Regions from separate parts of the Mus musculus genome. Here region 2 is linked to region 1. Evidence: chromatin loops called from intact Hi-C (ENCODE). Cell type or tissue: gastrocnemius. All regions are shown on one strand. Each heading gives the region's core, and the rest is flanking DNA. Links, peaks and the distances in the headings are about the cores only.

What was found. A loop is a pair of places that touch in the nucleus more often than their neighbours do. Peaks named below come from ENCODE experiments on the same cell type or tissue, not always from the same donor. Only the 100,000 strongest peaks of a DNase experiment are listed, where the experiment ranks them.
Region 2: a loop joins it to region 1, with 2.4 times the contacts of the local background. A loop is called at or near these places in 14 of 42 quality-filtered maps.

Annotation. Positions count from the first base shown.
Region 1 is chr12:69,290,474-69,300,243 of GRCm38, forward strand. Klhdc2 (kelch domain containing 2) reads left to right here and starts at 6,208. Exons shown (of 13, transcript NM_027117.3): 1 at 6,208-6,674; 2 at 9,743-9,770. The coding sequence starts at 6,522. In gastrocnemius, for the core only: no CTCF peak of the experiment used is centred there; DNase peaks (open chromatin) are centred at 5,556, 6,220, 8,036 and 8,996; H3K4me3 peaks cover 3,598 bases; H3K27ac peaks cover 6,745 bases.
Region 2 is chr12:69,192,230-69,202,336 of GRCm38, forward strand. Dnaaf2 (dynein, axonemal assembly factor 2) reads right to left here and starts at 6,200. Exons shown (of 3, transcript NM_027269.4): 1 at 4,263-6,200; 2 at 579-722. The coding sequence starts at 6,056. It overlaps 9330151L19Rik (RIKEN cDNA 9330151L19 gene), which reads left to right and starts at 4,982. Exons shown (of 2, transcript NR_033222.1): 1 at 4,982-5,386; 2 at 5,499-7,639. It overlaps Pole2 (polymerase (DNA directed), epsilon 2 (p59 subunit)), which reads right to left. Exons shown (of 19, transcript NM_011133.2): 19 at 9,550-9,653. The coding sequence ends at 9,635. In gastrocnemius, for the core only: a CTCF peak has its summit at 5,302; DNase peaks (open chromatin) are centred at 4,969, 5,695 and 6,168; H3K4me3 peaks cover 3,041 bases; H3K27ac peaks cover 2,014 bases.

The DNA.
Region 1 (9,770 bases), core at 1,771-9,770:
TCCTCAACTGAAGCTCCTTTCTCTGTGATAACTCCAGCTGTGTCAAGTTGACACAAAACCAGCCAGTACAGTATTCTACCTATTTCTTGATTTTGATTCCAAGATCAAAAGCATGTTGTTATAAATAGGTTTGGTTCTGATGTGAGTCAACTTCTCAGAATCTAAAAATATTCTTGAACATCGACTTTGAGTGGAAATAAAAGGTAAACACAAAGAATGGAAATGGTTTATCTTCTTGGTTCTTATGAAGGGACTGAAGAACTTGCCCACGCGTGTGTGCTTTTGTGTGTGTGTTATACATTTGCATGTGGATGCATATGTGTACATGTATGTGGATGTGTCCACCAGGAGATGACATGTGCATTTGCCTCAGTTACTCTCCATCTTTTTTTTGAGACTCTGTCTCTCCATGGAGTTTACCAACGCAGCTGAGGTTGGCTAGGGAGTAGGCTCTCGGGAGCTGCTCTCCTCTCTTCCTCCCGGTGCCCAGAGCACAGGCATTCGGGTCTTACAGGTTCTAGGATCTGAATTCAAGTCCTTATGCTTGATCAGTACTTCCCCAACTAAACCATCTCCTTGAGAGCTTAATATATACATATATTTCACAAGATCTCTCTGTAGTCCAAGCTTGCTTCAAACTCATGGCAGTCCTCCTGTCTCAGCCTCTGGAGAGCTGAGGTTGAAAAGAACTATTTCTTCATTTGGAAATTTGATTGCTGTTTAGATAAAATGTCAGTGACTTGTTATAACTTCCTTCATTTCTCCCAAAATTATGTCAGGGTACAAAAACTCAAGTTAAAGATCTCTTAAATTTTATTTTTTAAACAAACTTTATTATTATTAAAAAAAAAAGTCTTGCAAGTAAATACATCACACACCGAAATAAACCAGACCCAAAGTCTGGACAACTAAATGGACTTAGACAGTTTGAGTTGGCAGTCAGAAGGGACGCTGTGAAGCTTCGAATTGAACTTTATGCTTTTGGTATTAAGTGTATTGTATACACTCACCTACCACCTAAACCAAAAAAATCCATGACAAATTAGAACTGGAAAGACGTGTCCGTCGCCTGCATTCAGTCCTTCCTCTTCTGTGTTCTTCTTTTTCTCTTTTCTTCCCTGAAAAAAAAAGTTTATCTTCATTTTTCTAAGCACTTCTAAGAGCTAAGAAGTGTAAAACAAAACAAAACAACCAAGGTAGACAGACTGTGTCTCAGCTGAGACTGCTTTGCTGGAACAAAGCAGTTGAGAGGCCCTAGCCTTTCTATAGGATGAAAGCTGAGCACATTTAGAGAGGCTGGGGCACGCACACACACACACACATCGACATCGACATACACTCATATACAAACACACAGATGTGCACGCACATGCACACACAGCAGGAAGTTACACCTAATTTGGGGGTGGTTTGACTAGGAGCAGGGTGGGTTCTATTTAATACCCAGGCATATTGCTTCTGCAGATGGAGTGGAATGGTCAAGACTGCAGCCATTCTCTCTGGCTAGGGGCTATTGCCCAGTACAGCCTGGCTCAGTCCCTCATGACCTGAGACCGTCATCCAACAAGTTAGTAGTCCACTTCTTATGTATACCAAAGTTTCATTACTTATTCATCTGTCAATAGACAACTGGATTGATTCCAATTCTTTGCTACAATGATTAAAGCATAAATAAGTATGGGATGCAAACGTGTCTATGGTAAGATATAGCATGCCCTGGGTATATGCTCAGGAGGGAAATTGGTGGGTCATACAGTAATTCTATTTTTAATTTTTTTGAGAAATCTCCAAGCTGACTTCTATAATGGCTGCCTTAATATGCATCTCCACCAACAGTGAACAAAGGTTCCTTTCTCTCTTCATCTTCTCCAACATTCGTTGTCAGATTGGTTGATGGTGGCCATTCTGACTGGGATGAGGCACCATCTCAAAGTAGTTTTAATTTGCATTTCCCTGATGGCTAGGTCAATGGAACACTCTTAAAAATAGCTACTGGCCGAGTGTGTTTCTTTTTATTTTTAACTTGCCTATTTGTTGACTAGCAGTTTTATTTCCTTGGTATTTAATTTCTGCTGTTCTCCGTTACTTCTGGATGAGGCGTAGCTGGTACAGATGATGTCCCGGGCCGTGGGCCACCTGTGCTCTGCTGACCGTTTCCTTTGCTAAGCAGAAACTTGACTTTCCTGTAGACCATGTGCTGGTGCTTGGGGCTAGTTCCTGTGCAGTTGGTCCTCCATTTAAAAGGTTCTCTATTCCCTGGTATCTTGAAGGGTATCCTCTGTGTTTTCTTCTAGAAGTTTCAGTGTTCCCTGTTTTAAACTAGGCCTTTGATCCATTTTGGATTGGTTTGTGTGCAGGTGAAAGATAACATGTAGGGAGAAGCCCAGCTTTGGCAGCCCCATTTGTTGAACAGGCTATCTTCTAGTCAGTGCACATTGCCTCCTTTGTCAAAATGTAAGTGAACTCGGCTTTTCAGTTTTATTTCTGGGTCCTCTATTCTTTCCCATTGTTCTGTCTGTCTGATCTCACATCAGTACCAGTCTCTCTCTCTCTCTGTCACTATAGTTCTACAGTATAATTTGAGGCTGGGTATTGTGACACCTCTAGTATTGTTCTTAAGCCTCAGTATTGCTTTGGATATTTGTGATTCCATATGAACTCTTGTATTAACCTTTCTAAACCTGTAAAAAAAATGATATGGCCATTAAAGAGCTTTTACAATCTAGTCTATTTTTCCTATTATTCCTTTTACTGCTCTCGAAACCTGTAATCCACAAACACTTTAACTAAACTTTAAAAACATTTTAAAATCATTTTATCCATATAGCTATTTGTCTGAATGTATGTCTGTACACCAAATGAACGCTTGGTGCCCCTGGAGTTAGCAGAGGGTAGTGGTCCATGTAGGACTGGTGCTACAGCTAGTTGTGAGCTGCCGTGTAGGTGCTGGGAATTGAACTAGAGTCCTCTGGAAGAGCAGCCAGTGCTCTTAACCTCTGAGCCATCTCCCCAGCCCGTTACTTAACATCACTTTTTGTTTTGTAGTCAGCTTTACAGAAGACAACTTGTTCGAAAGGGTGTCAGGGATGTAGCAATTTCCCACACAGATGGAGGAATGAGTTGCATGTTCAAGGCCCTCCTTGTCAATGGGTAAAACAGGAGTGGTGGCACACACTTGGAATCCTAACACTTGTGAGGTAGAGGCAGGGAGTAAAACAGGAGTGGTGGCACACACCTGAATCCTAACACTTGTGAAGTAGAGGCAGGGAGTAAAACAGGAGTGGTGGCACACACCTGGCATCCTAACACTTGTGAGGTAGAGGCAGGGAGTAAAACAGGAGTGGTGGCACACACCTGGATCCTAACACTTGTGAGGTAGAGGCAGGGAGATCAGAGGTTCAACTTCACCTTCAGCTACATTGGTTTGAAGCCAGCCTGGACTTATTTTCCTTTAAGTCTTTTTGTTTTTTTTCAAATCACATGTGCCAGTTTGTGCTAGCTCTGTGTCTAACTTTCCTCTGCCCCACCCACTCCTATCTGAAAGTGGAGGCACCCTGGGGCTGTTCTGGCTGGGACAGACAAGGTTACAGAGCATAGAGGATACAGTCTATCTTCCCGACCAGCTTTTACTCTCCTGAGATGAGGTTTGCATTCTTTGTACACAGGCCCTCCTCGAGCTTGCTGGCCAGCAGCTGTCCACCCCCTCCACTGACCACACTGTACACACACCAGCTCCTTACCTGCACAGGTTGAGCCCTTCATCTCCACTCTTCTGCCTGGACTGCAGCAGAAAGTCTCACTAGCTACAGTCTTGTGCTGGAGTTCCAGGCTCTCTCTCTCTCTCTCTCTCTCTCTCTCTCTCTCTCTATATATATATATATATATATATATATATATATATATTCTCTAAAGTGGAAATGGCTTGTAACAGCATCTTTTCTTGGCCAGAAGATGCAATTGTTATCTCTGAGGCATCCTTATCACTTGGGTCTGCTAACCTAAACTTAGTCCTGGAATCTTCTAGCCTCCCTACAATCTAATCTAGGCCTAGAATGTTTTCAGCCTCTGAGACTTACTGCTGAATTAAACTCACCTTCTCTAGTTCTTTCTGAGTTCTGGTTGGTTCAACTCAGCTGTTCTGATTCAAAACTCCTCTCCAAGCTGACTGATTCAATCTCAGTTCTTTTTTTAAAAATTTTTATGTATTTATGTATTTGTATATTTATTTATGTATTTATTCATTTATTTATTATATGTAAGTACACTGTAGCTGTCCTCAGATACTCCAGAAGAGGGCATCGGATTTCATTAAGGATGGTTGTGAGCCACCATGTGGTTGCTGGGATTTGAACTCAGGACCTTCAGAAAGCAGTTGGCACTCTTAACGACCGAGCCATCTCGCCAGCCCTCAATCTCATTTCTCTTGGCTTCTCCTGATTGCTCTGCTTGGCCTCATAACTAACTTTGGCGACATGTTCTAATCTTCTGCTCCTTCTCATTCTCTGGCTTTCTGTCTTCACCTGTGGCTAGCATGTTCTCTCTCTGCAACTTGTCTCTGTACCCTCTCCAAGTAAAGCTGCCTCTTCTCTCTCTCTGCACTGGCCCTTGAGGAGTTCCCCTTTCCTCTCCTTGTGAGCGTTGGGTACATCCTGTTCTATCAAATCTTTCTCTGATCTGCCACTATGTCTGCTATTCAACTAAACATCACTTTCAAACATGGGTGCTTCCTTCTACAAACTAACTTTACCTTCATCATTTGAGATTAAAGTGTGTGCTAAGGGTGTGTCTGTATTCCAATCAGAGTAGCCATGTTGCTGGATAAAAATCCTTCTACAATGGCCCAGGACTATTTGTAACTATTGATAGTCTCATGGAGTGACAGAAGTCTAGTCTCTTGAGGACAAGGGACAGCAGTGGCTCTGTGGTGTAGATTACCTTCATCTGGCTTCTGTGGCAAGATTCTCTGGGATGCTAACTGTTCTTGTTAACTGAAGTGTATCCGTCCAGAACATGGGTTTTGTGCTTAAAAGCTCACTCTGAGAAAGGCTCGTTGCTACACTGGGATCCCAAACTAATAAAGACTTTCTATTGCCTTAAGTTCATGTCTGAGCTGTCCTCTCTAGTGGCTATCCCCACAACACCATCAAATTTTTCTTGCAAACAATAATCACGAGGCAGTAAAATGTGTCCAAGTGCAGCTCATCTGGAATAAGGCTGATCTGTGGAGGAATATCCACTTGCATGCTCCTGACCCCTAGGGCAAGGTGATTTCCACTGTTGGACGATCAGTTGCTCACCACAAACCTCAGCTTAGTGCAAATTGGTCATTCACATTACAGCAGATTTGCAGTGTGAGAGGTTGTGGCCAACAGTGAGAGATGTCTTCTACCCGCCAAACATGAAACTGATGCTAGATTTTCTTCTCCAGTGTCATCCAGCACGAAGTGGCTGGTGGAAACGCTGCCAATCTCTTTTTGACAGTATACACCCTGGGCAGCAGCAGGAAGGCCATTTCTCTCTCTGACTGTCTCTTGCAATGGCAGTGAGGAAGGCCCCCCTCAGCACAGCACCAAGGGCACTGGACATCTCTTGCATGGCAAAATTGCCCCAGGGAGACCTGGATGAATCTGGTCAAGAAACAGAATCTGCCTGGTGGAGCACACCTTTTATCCCAGCGCTTTAATCTCAAACCCCAGACCCTTAACTCTTGTGTTTCAGCAAGTACATCTCCAGCAACTGGTGAGAGTTTCAAAGAGAAAAGCTTTTTTTGGTCGTTTTTGTTAAGTGTGTATTTTGCTCAGTATATATTTAGCAGTCCCAAAACGAAGAGAGGGAGAAAGAAAAAAAAAAAAGACAAGATGAGCAGCACGGAGAGCCACCATTTAAATGAGGAGCCTGAAGTGTTTTCCAGACCAGCCTTATTTTATGGGCGAGGAATTGGGTTTAAATAATTCGTAATTTTCATTTGGCCTCTTAGAAGCCCAGATTGTGAGTCTGGGATTCGCATTCTTTCCCCAAGGGTGGGTTGTTATGGTTTAGGAACTATCCAGGCCAGAGCACCCTGAGGCGGGAGGACGGATGTTGGGAGGACTCAGATGCCCAAGGGCCCGACTGGGAGGACTACACAGCAGTAGGACAGCACTGCGGTGGGACCGGACGACGGGAGGCTCAGCAGCGCAGGGGGCGAGAGCGCTTCCGGAGCGTGGGGACAGTGTCCGCTGCGGACGACTTCCGGCGGCGGCATAAACAAGGCCCCGGCGGCCGGAGGCGGGGCGGGCTGCGAGTGCGAGCCCCGTCGGCCGCTCTCCCGCTCTGAGCCAGGACCCGGCCGCGGCGCGGTCCCCGCGAGACCCGCAGCCGCTGTCGGCGCGCGCCCCAGCGCTCGTCCCGGAGGCGGAGGCGTAGCGCAGGACAGGCGGGTCGTCAGCGCTGGCTGCGCGCCGCGGTCCACCGCTCCGCTTTCCTTTGTCTCCCGTCTGCGGGGCCGGAGCGGTCTCGGTGGCCAGCGGTGCAGCCTCAAGATGGCTGATGGCAACGAGGATGCTCGAGCGGAGGATCTGCCGGGCCCGGCCTTCGAGAACTACGAGGCCATGGAGCTGGCCTGCCCGGCTGAACGCAGCGGCCACGTCGCTGTCAGCGATGGGCGCCACATGTTCGTCTGGGGCGGCTACAAGGTCAGTAGGGCGGAGTGGGCACGATCGCCGCCGCGGCTCTTGCTCATTCAGGAGAGCATCTTCCCGCCCTGCCCTGGTGGATTCGGGGATCCTGGGCTATTGTCACCGCTCTCTTGAACTTATGAGTCAGCCTATCCCACGCACCCCCTACGCATTGTCTTTGGAGTGAGCGGAGCGAGGTTCTGTTATTGTGGGTCGCGTAGCGGGTGACTGTGGCCCGAGGTACGGAAAAGGGTGGGGGCGAGGGTGTGTGAGAATCACTCATATACCTTTGGGCCCGGTCGCCCGGAGCTGGGGCCATTTAGCCGACAGACACTATATTCAACAATATTGTCACTGTGTGAACCAAGGCCACAGGAATCGCTTGCTCAACCTCCCCGAAGGTGTAACGGTGTCATCAACACCTGTGCAGATGCCCCCACCTATCTATTGTTTGAACGCAGGGCCATTTTTCTTAACTGGTCTCAGCTGAGAAAGGATTGCTCCTCAGTAGGCCTTACTGCGGATTTTAAAGGAAAAAATAGCCAGTGAATCCCCAGCAGCGTATGTAATTGGAGTGCAGGCCTTTGGACTTTGTGACCAAGTATCTTTTTAGTCATTTGCATTGTTTTATACCGCGAGCTGGGGAATACTGCTCAGTTACCTCCTTAAACCGCTGCTCACTGGTTCTTCTGTACTGGTTTTAGAATTCCATGATACACTCACTCTAGTTCTTGGATTTCATGTGGTGCACACTCATTTGAGCCATTTGACCTAAAACTATTTTAGTGTTAAAATGACGCCCCCCCACCCCCCTTGGGAAGTCCAGTTCTCTGCGCCTGTGGTTTGCTTAAGGACTCTAATAGCTTATAGTACTGACGACCTGATCATAGGTGGCCATTTTGAGACAACTGTCCCATACCTTGTCGGTTTAACCATTAGTTATTTTGCCAGCGTGAATTAATGCATTCTGTTGTCCCTGGCTTCCAGGAATCAGGTATTTAGAGGTCGATGTCGAGAATTCTAGAGATTAGAGAGCAGGTGTGTAGTGACTATAGTAGAGAGCAGGTGTGTAGTGACTATTATTTATTTATTTATTTATTTATTTATTTATTTTTGGTTTTTTGAGACAGGGTTTCTCTGTGTAGCCCTGGCTGTCCTGGAACTCACTCTGTAGACCAGGCTGGCCTTGAACTCAGAAATCTGCCTGCCTCTGCCTCCCCAGTGCTGGGACTAAAGGCGTGCGCCCCCATGCCAGCTGTGTAGTGACTATTATTAAAACATAAATTCCAGGGGTGGAGAGGTGACTCAGTGGTTACCAGCATTGGCCACATTTCTGGGTTGGACTCTTAACACCCCCATGGCCACTCACAACTGTAATTCCAGTCCCAGGGGATCTCATGTCCCTCCTTTGGCCTTTCTGGGCACTGCACCCCAGGGATGCACAGACAGGCATGCCGGCAAAACTAATCAACTTCAATAAACCTTTTCAAAATATAAATGTCCTTTGAGGAAGGTAGACCTGTTGGTCAATCACACTTTGGTCTAACGTATGTTACTCATAATTCTGTTTGTGAACACTAGCATTGAGCCACTGTCATGGAGTTTGGCCTTGGACTCTTTCCAGATCTGGCTGTTCCCACCACCCAAGTGTTGACATGGGCATGAGACCCTTCTGAAGGGCATGGAGAAATGGTCAGAGTGGAAAGTTCCTCTCTTTCTTTCTTAAGATTTATTTATGTATATGAGCACACTGTAGCTGTCTTCAGACACAGAAGAGGGGGCACCAGATCTCATTACAGATGGTTGTGAGCCACCATGTGGTTGCTGGGATTTGAACTCAGGACCTCTGGAAGAGCAGTCAGTGCTCATAACCACTGAGCCATCTCTGCAGCCTGTGGGCATTTTCTGATGGTTAGTTTATAAGGTCCTTCCAGCAGGGAGAGGAGGAGAGCTTCATGGCTAGCTGCTCCATTACCGAACCATTAGTAGTCACTCATTTTCAGTGAAGGCCAGTTTTTATCCCTGTGAGATAGTGGCCAGGGAGGAGGCAGGGATGAAATAAGGCAGTGTGCACAGGAAAGGGGGACTCCTGGGCTCGCCACTGCTTGCTGAGTAGCCTGAGGCAAATCTTGTAATAACTCGTTGTTAGGATTAAATAAGGGAATTTGAGGCCCTATGGTAAACCTGGTCTTTGTTAGAGTTAACATCTGAAGGGTTGAAGACCGGAACAAGGACACAGCTGACCGAAGACTCAGGATTTGCACAAGCAGTTTTGCCCTCAGAATGAGTGGATGAACCGGAAGCTTGGCTCGAGCAGCCTGTTAGCGTGGGTGGGGCTGCGAGTCCTCCAAAGTCAGGTGACTGAGAGCAGGGCCACGGTCTGTTCAGGAGCCGGCTGGACAGCAGCTCGCAACAGTGCGGGTGACTCCTGTGGGGGAGGAGTGGGGTTAAATGACCCTTGCTCGGGGCTGCCTAAGACCATTGGAAAACAGTTATTTACATTACACAACAGTAATAAACATACTGTTCTCATAACAGTAGCAAAATACAGTTACAAAGTAGCAACAAAAATAATTTTATGGTTGAGGGTCACCACAACTTGCGGAACTGTATTAAAAGGCGTGGCATTAGGAAGGCTGAGTGCCACTAACTCCCCAGGGGGCCCTTGTACTATTTGCAAGGATTGTAACAAAAGTTGGACTGCAGATGTGTCTGCATTAAGATTTTTTTGTATGTGCCTGAGTCCTGGAGACTGCATTTAATATTTATCTGTATACAAAAATTACTTTTATATGATCAGTATCATGAATAGTATCTCAATAAGGTAGGAAAGGATCCCAGAAAATGCCTCTTTAGCAACATCAGTTACTGGGCCAGGGAGCTGTTCAGTGCGTAGCCCACTCGATGCACAGCCCTGGTGAGCTGAGTGTGACCCCCAGACCCCTGTAAAGATGGGAGGTTAGAAGTGACTCCAGAACACCGTGGCACATGTGTGTTCCATGTTACATACATACTCCAACACATTAGTGCAAATTAAAAAGAAAATGTCAGTTGTTTATCTTTGTAATCTTTCTTATTCTTCATAGAGTAATCAAGTGAGAGGATTATATGACT
Region 2 (10,107 bases), core at 1,209-9,208, 99 kb before region 1:
ACACTCATATAAGATAAATGTTTTTACTGTCTGTATGCCCACATGTGTGACACGGTACATATACAGAAGTTGCTCTCATATATTTCTTTCTTGGATTATAGCTAACTAAATTGTTCTTTGGTATATTCTTAGCAGTGAGGCCATGATGAATATCTTTTTGCCTTGTGTGAGTCTTAAATGCTTTTGCTGTGTGTGGTGCTCTTATAAATGTTACACAGACTATAAGATTCTGGATTTCAAACCACAGCAAGACAAACTGCTAAAATTGTCTAACTGTAAAATTCTGACTCTAAGATTCATTTGCAAGTTCAATTGCTGTTTAGTAACTATTAAATTCATCTGACTTTTTAAATCTCTCTGGTGTTTACTCACAGTAAAATGATTTGTAACATGAAAATAAAAATGTTTTATTATATAGTAGACATGCAGACAGAAGTCTTACCACCACACTCTGCCCACCCATTATGTACATGTTATTTCAAATTCTGATGTCAAAAATTGAAGAACTGCAGTCATTTGGCCAACAGTCACTGGTATTGCCGTCAGTCACTATTTTTGACTGCCCTCTAAGCTCTTACCTCTGCATGGATCTGAACCTGCTCATCAGTGGCCTGAAGAACCTCAATCAGCGGTGGGGCCAGAGACCTTGCCTGCTTCAATGGGGAGCAAAGGACCTCTTCAAGAAACCCATTAACATTTTCTTCATTGATAAACAATCTTTCCTAAAGTAAAGAAGAAAAAAAAATCTAGTATTGCCCAGAATATAACTAATATGAAAAACATGTATTCATGAGATCTACCTAAAAAGAGAAAGGAAAGCCAGGCTTGGTGGTGCACACCTTTAATCCCAACACTCGGGAGGCAGAGTCAGGTGGATTTCTGAATTTGAGGCCAGCCTGGTCTACAGAGTGAGTTCCAGGACAGCCAGGGCTATACAGAGAAACCCTGTCTCAAAACACCAAAGAGGAAGGAAAACGTCTTGGTGCTTTTCCTGAGTTTACTAAAGTAGAGCTGTGCTTTTCCTACGAGGATGAGCTTACAAACAGCATTCTTCTTTCATTTCTCCCAAATATATATAGTGTCAGAGGTAGCCCAGGGGAGCCTCTGGGTACCTGCTGGTGATCCTTCTGCCTCCACCCCTAAGTGCTGGTGCCTCTTGTTCTGTCTTAGGAATATTCACTGCAAAGGCTATAGTTCAGTCTTCTATTAATTCCTAATGAACCAGCTAAGAAATATACAGAACTAGATCTGTTCAAATAGACCTGCTAAAATTCTTTTTTTTTTTTTTAAAGATTTATTTATTATTATATGTAAGTACACTGTAGCTGTCTTCAGACACACCAGAAGAGGGAGGCAGATCTTGTTACGGATGGTTGTGAGCCACCATGTGGTTGCTGGGATTTGAATTCTGGACCTTCGGAAGAGCAGTCGGGTGCTCTTACCCACTGAGCCATCTCACCAGCCCTTAAAACTGGTCTCTCTCTTTTTTTTTTAAAGATTTATTTATTATATGTAAGTATACTGTAGCTATCTTCAGATACCCTAGAAGAGGGCATCAGATCTCATTACAGATGGTTGTGAGCCACCATGTGGTTGCTGGGATTTGAACTCAGGACCTTCAGAAGAGCAGTCAGTGCTCTTAACCTCTGAGCCATCTCTCCAGCCCCTGTTAAAATTCTTGACTGTAAACTGGATGTAGTGGCACAAACCTCTATTCTCTAGCACCTGGGAAGTAGAGGCAGGAAGATCATAAGTTCAGGGTCACCTTCAGCTACATGGGCTAGCTCAGGCCACCTCAGACCTCTGAAACAAAACGAAGTAAAACACAAAGTTCTTAGCCACAAAAGGGCCAATTACAATATTTAAAAGAAATAAATTCTATTTATTTTTGATTTTTGAAGCAATGTCAGGGTTTAACAAAAATATTTAGTACTGACTCTAGGAACAAGGATAATGGTAAGATAAGGCGCCTCACATCTTTATCAGGATACTCAGGAGGCAGAAGACATGGTTAGCCTCATCTACAACAGAGTTAGTTCCAGGGCAGCCAAGGGTCTAGAGAGACATTCAGGAAAAGAGCGTGAGAACCAAGAGTGGCACTTGGAGAGACACTCTAGAACATGGGTGTGGGCTTTTCAAAGAAGTCACCATATGTTTTATTCCTAAGAATTGAAATACTTTAGTGTATATAGTTATATAGTATAGAGTGAAATATTTTATGTGTATAGAGTTACTTAAACTAGTTTTTAAAAAAATATTTATTTTATTATTATTTTTGAGAATTTCAGAGTTGTATACTGTAATTATATAGTTTCCATCCATCCCTCTTCCTCTTCAATTCCTCCTGTGGACACCCCATTCCTGTAACTTTAATTTTTTAAAAGATTTATTTATTTATTATATATAAGTACACTGTAGCTGTCTTCGGACACACCAGAAGAGGGCATCAGATCTCATTTCAGATGGTTGTGAGCCATCATGTGGTTACTGGGATTTGAACTCAGGACCTCTGGAAGAGCAGTCAGTGCTCTTAACCATTGAGCCATCTCTCCAGCCTAACTAAGTAGTTTTACAACACAAGATTTCTCAACTATTAATAGAGAATTTAAACATCACTATCACCCAAATCCAAACACCATATAATTTGTTTATATTCAGTCAAGTGAGATTTAGCCATTTAACCATATTTAAACTAATTTATAAGATTGGTTCAGTGTTACCTCAAATAAAATTATCTTCTGTGCTTTTATTTAAATAATATTGTAATTACAAAGTAAAGATTATTAGGTGGTCCAAAGAGGGGGGACAAAAATTAGAGATATGTTTCAAGTTATGTTCAATTAAATTAAACAATATTTGAATTTGCAAGAGAACTAATGGATTAGAATAATTTTATATTTAGAGCAATTTGCCTTGCTAACATTTGAGATTCATGGTCTTATATTCATTCATTTATTACCTCTGCTTCATTCTGAAAAAAAGATACACCAAATATTTTGAATTCTCAGGAATTCAAGGAAATATCTATATGGAAATGGTAACTACAGAAAATTCATATTTATCCTAATGACTGATTTTATTATGAGTGGCTGAATTCACTGGCCCTAAAACTTAGTTACTACTTAGGGTGTAAATAAATATGTATTTAGTACTTTTTATGTGTAAAGTGACAATTCTGGCCTTGAAAGCCACGAGTCTCTCTATGACTAGTTTCATAAAAACATATATAGTAATGAAATTACTGTATGTCTCACTACTCCCAATTTTCTTTTTTTTTTAGGACTGTGTCTCACTATAAAACTGGCCTCAAGCTGGGTGTGGTGGCACACGCCTTTAATCCCAGCACTCCGGAGGCAGAGGCAGGCGGATTTCTGAGTTCAAGGCCAGCCTGGTCTACAGTGTGAGTTCCAGGACAGCCAGGACTATACAGAGAAACCCTGTCTCGAAAAACCAAAAAAAAAAAAAAAAAAACTGGCCTCAAACTCATAATCCTCCTGCCTCAGGCTCCTGAACGTTAGGGTGTAACGCTCCTGAACGCATCATTATGTCCGATACTTGGGGCTTGATACAGTATAGTATAAAATAAAAGAACGGGTTTTATGATCCCATTAGCCCCATCACAGGTGATAATAATTAATGGTATAATTATAATAAATCTACTTAAGTCTTCAAATATGCCTTAATCCCACTGTGATTTAGAAAAACATCTAGAAGAAGTGAACTGTTTTGGCAGGCTGGAGCTCAGAGCTCAGGGTTGAACAGTCTACAAAGCTATTGTTGTCTGTGACAACTTGACTTTCTGGGAGGCTGCAGGCCAACACTCTGCCACCGAACTACACCTTAGCCTCTTCACTGTTGCAGTTTACATATAACTTTGATATAAACCTCAAACAAAATTACCAAGTGCCCAATCCACACACACACTTGTTTTTTTGAGACAAGATCTTACTAACTATAGTTATAACCTTTTTCTCAGGAGAGACTGAACCCTCAATTTCTTGCATACATTTCCAGAAGTCTAGAGAGAAGTCACTAAAATCCACTGGTTTTCTAGTCGGTGGACCCCGAGTAAACAGGTGTAATACGGGTCAACCGTGAAGGCTTAAGAGCATCCTTAGGATAGAATACGTGCAATCTTCTCTTTGAGAATGAGCTTAGCCTGCACTGTCATCGTATGAATAGATAGAAAATATTTGTTTATGTGCCTGTAACAAAAAATGTTTAAAGTAAGATAGAGTATTTCAAATAGTGAGAACGGTTACCTCCAAAGACTCCTTGTTCAAGCCACAATACCACTCTCGCCAAAGTCCGTGGCTCTCTGGAGATTTTGCCAGTACTATGACTGCATTATTTAAAGAAACGCTAGTCTCGGGTTCTCTGGTACTCAACTTATTCTCTGGAGCAAACTGCAAAGTGCAGGAATAACCCGAGTCTTGTGTAGAGAAGCACAATTCGTAACCGACGGGGCTTAGATGTCCGTGAAGAGTTTGTGGCAGAATCCCAGGCACTTGGATGAGCAAAGTCAAGGAGTCTTCGTCCTGATTACACTGTAAAGGAGGGCACACGGGTGCGATGCTCTCGGTTCCGGGGTCACCCATGGCTGAGCCCGCGGTGTCGTGGCGGGTCCTCTCCTGCTCCTCATTCGTCTGGACACCGGGGTCTCCGCACAGGGATTCGGTGTCGCCGCCCGGGAAAGCAGAGTAAGGGAGGCTTCGGTCCCCAGGAGAAGTCCCTTTCCCGAGGTCTAGAGGTGCCACCGAGTCCCCTCCGAAGTCCTGCTCCGGTTCGGGAACGAGCTCCCCTTCAGCGTGTGCAGCCCCGGGGTCTGGGGCTCCCACACCGCTCTTCTCCCCGTGGTCAGCTCCGGTTCCATCTGCAGACTCTTCCCGCGCCGCTGCAAAATCGCCCGCGGAAGTGCGGGCTACGTCGTCAGTTCCGGTCTCCTCCGCGGGCTCTTCCGGTGTCGCGGCCGGGGGTTCCTGGCGCGCGTCGGCCAGCGCCACCGGCAGCGTGACCACCAGCTGCCGCCGCGCCTTGTTGTACTGTGCCTTGCCGCGGCCGTCGTCCACCGGGTACGGCAGCGAGAGCCGCAGCCGGTAGTCGGGGTTTCTCGAGTCCAGGCACAGCAGCTTCCCCTTCACCTCCAGCTCCGCCCGCTCGACCGAGCGCAGCAGCGGCAGCTCGATGGTGACCACCAGCTCGTGCGGCACGGTGCTCGGGGCCGCGTCGCGCGAGCAGCGGTAATCCTGGAGGTCTACGTGGTGGCGCTGCACCACGGAGCAGCGCGGCTCCGTGGGCTCTGGGCGCTGCACGGCCTCGGGAGCGGGGGACGCGGGCGAGCGGGCAGTGTTCGCCGCCGCTGCCGCGGGGTAGCGGTATGGATATGGTGGGTCCGGGAAAAGCCCTGGTGGCTCCCCCTCGGGCTGGGCCGGGACGCCCCCGGGTAGGGGCGTGCGGAGCACTGCGGCCTCGGGCATCCCCTTGTACTTGATCTTCAGGGTCTTGGCGTTCCTGCGGTCCAGCCTGACGCCGAACTGCTGCTCCACCGCCTCCAGGGCCGTGGCGTCCAGCATTTCGCGGAAGCGCTCGTGGCTCCGGGCCAGCGCCAGCGCTTCGGGGTGGAAGACCACGTCGTAGACGGTGTAGCGGGCGCCGTTGCGGCCGGCATACTGGCGGCCGGGAGCCAGGCTATAGGGCAGGGACCAGTGGCTGCCAGCTGCCGTGCCGCCGCGCCCCGGGCCGGGCCGGCTGCTAGGTACGCCTACCAGTGAGTTGCTGCACACGTTCACGTAGCAGCGGTGCTCCCCGTCCAGGCTGGTACGCAGCACATGGCCCGGCTCAGGGTGCACGAACCGCACATCCACCCCACGCTCCCGCTCCAGGGCTGTGATCTCCTCCTCGTAGCGCCTCCGGTTCTCGGGGTCCGTGATCTCCGCGGCGTACTCGGAGAACATTCGGCGGAACTCTGGGTCCTGAAAGGCGGAGGTGAACCGCTGCACCTCCTCTCTGCTCAGATCCAAGTCCTCCAGCGCTGAGGAGGCCGCCGCCTTGGCCATGGTGACCCACACGGCCCAATGCCCAGACCCAGTGAAGGATCAGGGTGAATTGAGTGTCTAGGATGCGCTTCAGAGTCTGGCTCATGGAGAACTGACCAGTCCAAGAAGGTAACGGCTGGATTGTCAAGGCCGGGCAGCGCGTGCTTTGTTGCCATAGTAACGCCTGGGAGGAGGGGCAGCGATCTGGTAGAAATGCTAGAAATAGGCTCCACTGTTACTTCAAACCAAGCAGACACTACCTGCTACAGGTTTTAAATTACTGTGTCAGGATACGTGTACTTTGCAGTCTATTGTGGTAACTGTCCTCATCTTCAGCGCTGTGTCTTTATCTTATTAACTGTTTAATTTCACCAACAAGAGAGAAGTTTACTAGCTAATTCACAAACCTAACTTTATCTGACTCTCTTTACTTTGTGGAACCAACGTTAGTAAACCCTTACCATTTTCAGGTATTCCACCTTATAGTTGTCTCCCAGAAACCCTTGGGGGCAAAAGATGACAAAACAAATCCCAGAGATTAATAAGCATCAGAAAGGTGTTCGCTTTTTATAATGTAAATGCAAGCTCTCAAATCACTTAGCAAAATTACAGTTTGTCCTGATCAATTTCCTTGGGTTGAGAATAGAATTTATAACTGCGCTTTTTTTTTAAACTAGATATCCTTAGATTGACTCTGTAGTCTCTTAACAATGCTCCACTAGGAACCAATGCAGCAGATGTAGTAGTTACATAATGGAACTTTACTGTGCCAGACTATAGAAACTTGGTTTTGTTACAGGGCTAGGTGTGGGATCCAGGACTTCCCACCTGTGGCCTGAGCTGTACCACTGAGCCACACACCCAGGTCTAGGGTATGGTTACTTATTGATTGCTGGGCAGTCCCAGACCTGTTTTACAAGTGCAGCATTTAGCAGTTTATACTGGCATTACTGCAATCACAAGACCTTTCCCAGGCTTCTCTCTTATGCCTCCTCCTTTTGTGGGAGGGAATGTCCACAGAACCACACCCAGGGCCTCACACCTGAGACAAGCATTCTTTCCACCAATCTGCAGGCCTTCCTCTGTTACATTTTAAGTAGACTGTCCCAAGATTGGGATGACACCTCATCTCCGTTATGCCATCTCTTTCACATGCTAAATATATGTACTCAACTACCATGGTGACTCTGAGTTCAAGGCCAGCCTGGTCTGCAGAGCAAGTTCCAGAAAAGCCAAGGAATCCAGAGAAACGCTGTCTTGAAAACCCAAAACAAGTAAGTAAATAAAACTCAAATAACCAACTTCTGTTTCACATTCTAAGCTTATAGACTCATCAACTGTCCATCAGATGTCTCCATTTGAGTAATAACTGCTTAAGCCCCAGAGGCCTGAAATGGCGTGACTTCCCTTCCTCTTTCATTTTCAGCATTCCAAATTCTTGTTCTTTACTTTCTTTGCCCTTCCTCTGTCAGCTTCCCTATTCATGGACTTGCCAGTGCTGCTCATCTTCCCTCTTAAATGTCATCTGTTACTGGATCAGTCTGCGTCAGATATTTATTGCGTACTCTACCTGTGTAAATAAATAATGTACTTTTTGAAATTTTATCATTGTATATGTGCATGCATCCACCGTGAACGCATGTGTAGGTCAGAAGACAACTGGGAGTTCCTCTCTCCCAGCGTGGGTCCCAGGAATGGGACTCCGGGGGTTAGGCTTGTGCACAGAAAATGCTTTTATTCACTAAGCCATCCTGCCAACCTGGTAACATAATGTTAAACCACTAGAAGAAAGAGAGAGAGAGAGACAGACAGACAACTTTTGTAGGGCTGGAGAGATGGCTCAGCAGATAGGAGCAGGCACTGGCTGCTCTCGGAAAGGACCTGGGTTAAATTCCCAGCACCCACATGGCAGGTCAGAACTGTCTGTAACTCCAGTTCCAGGGATCTGACACCCTCACACAGATATACATGCAGGCAAAACACCAACACACATAAAAATTAAAAATCCATGCTGTAAAGCACACTGGCAGGCACTCTCTTATGTTGGGAAAATATGTTAGAACAATCATTTGGGGAAATTACTGTTGAATATAAACGCATATAATGAAAAAATTCCATTTGAGGTATACATCCAACAGAAACATCACGTGCGTGCTAGATGTGTTTGTGTACACATACACACACTTTAAAGACTTATTGTTAATTGTGTGTATATGTGCAGGGGAATGCAGGTGCCCACCAAGGACAGAGAAGAGTAAGTCATATTCCTTGGTGTTGGATTATAGGTAGTTGTAAGCTATCTACTGTGGTGAAAGAATCAGTAAATCCTCAAGAATTGGTTACCTATTTTAAGTATAGAGCTAAACACCCAGCCCTCTTCCTCCTTTTTGAGACAGGATCTAAGTCCTTATCTTTGCCCTTCTTTCTTGGACCAATCACTCCCAAACCCAGGTTTTTGTTCATAGTAGGTTATCCTGTCTTTGGAATTGTTATAGCAGCACAGAAAAGTGAAACACATGATTCAAAGTAAACTATGGGGCTGGGGCTTAGTCGGTGAGCTCCCAGTCCCATCCTCAGCATAACAAAGCTAAACGGCAAAAGCCGCATGCTCTGTAAGTTTAAAAACGAGGATGGGAATAGTCAGGTGTGGGCGGCACATGCCTTTAATCCCGGCACCAGGAAGACAAAAGTTGGTGGATCTCTGTGAGTTCAAGGCCAGCCTGGTCTACAGAGCAAGTTCTAGGACAGCTAGGACTATATAGTGAAACCTTGTCTTGAAAAAACACACACACACACATACATACATACATACATACATACATACATACATACATACATACCCAGGGCTGCATAGTGAGACGTGTCTTGAAAAACTAGGTGGACAGACAGACCTACTGACCCACCTACCCTATGGGAACAATAGTTAAAAATTTCCACTGTCCAAAGGCAATTATTGGTAATTATGTAGTAAGTACATCAATACTCCAAAAACAGATTTTTCTCAACTTTGTAAGAAGAAATTTTGTGACTAAACAATTTAAAAAAACCTGTTAATATATTACTAGAGTTAACTGTGGTTATGTAGTTATTATATAACCCAAGCTAGATTATAACAATTCACAAAATTTCCAGTATTTACTTTTTTACAATGAACTGGAGTGTAACTAGCATGGAAGTAAGGAAACAAGTGCAGATGTGTGAGTAGATTATATCTTAAACATATCTGTAGGTGGCTGGCGAGATGGCTCAGCAGTTAAGAGCACCGACTGCTGTGAAGGTCCTGAGTTCAAATCCCAGCAACCACATGGTGGCTCACAACCATCAGTAATGAGATCTGATGCCCTCTTCTGCAGTGTCTGAAGACAGCTACAGTGAACTTACATATAATAAATAAATCTTTAAAAACAAAAACATGTCTGTATTTTTGAGACTGCACAGAAAATTTTCTATAAAACTTTCTGAAGTATAACACAGTACCAAATTTTCATAAACTACAATGTGTAGAACATTTTAAGGTTTATCATAAGTTTATTACAATTTAATATACAAAATACATAAGATAAAAATAAGAAAATTCATTTCATATATTCTCATCGATCTCAAAAGCCCTGAAGTTTGCTGAAATAGAAAAATAAAGCAGTAAATTATTGCTCATTTCTTAATACTCAGTTGTAGTTATGTTTAGAGACAGGTCAATTAATACATTTACATTATTGCAAATTCAAGAGGAAACACTAAAAATGTATCTCGTGGCCAGCTTGTTCCCCTAAAGAGAGATCTTTATTAAAGTAGTCTGATCAAAAAAGGAAGGATTGCTCCAAGCCAATGCTCAGAAAAACAAGCATAAGAAACGGAAGCTGAGTGTGATGTGTCACATTTCAGAGACTGGGGTAAGACTGCAAGTTCAGGCACGCCTGTGCTACCCTCAGAAATACAAGGGTGGGAATATAGCCAGTTGGTAAAATTCTCACCTAGTACGTCCAAGTCCCTGAGTTCAATCTGTAGCAGTGTGGGGTGGGGGTTATGCTTTAAAATTACATACTCCAAAAACTCGGTGTAGTGGCATATGCCT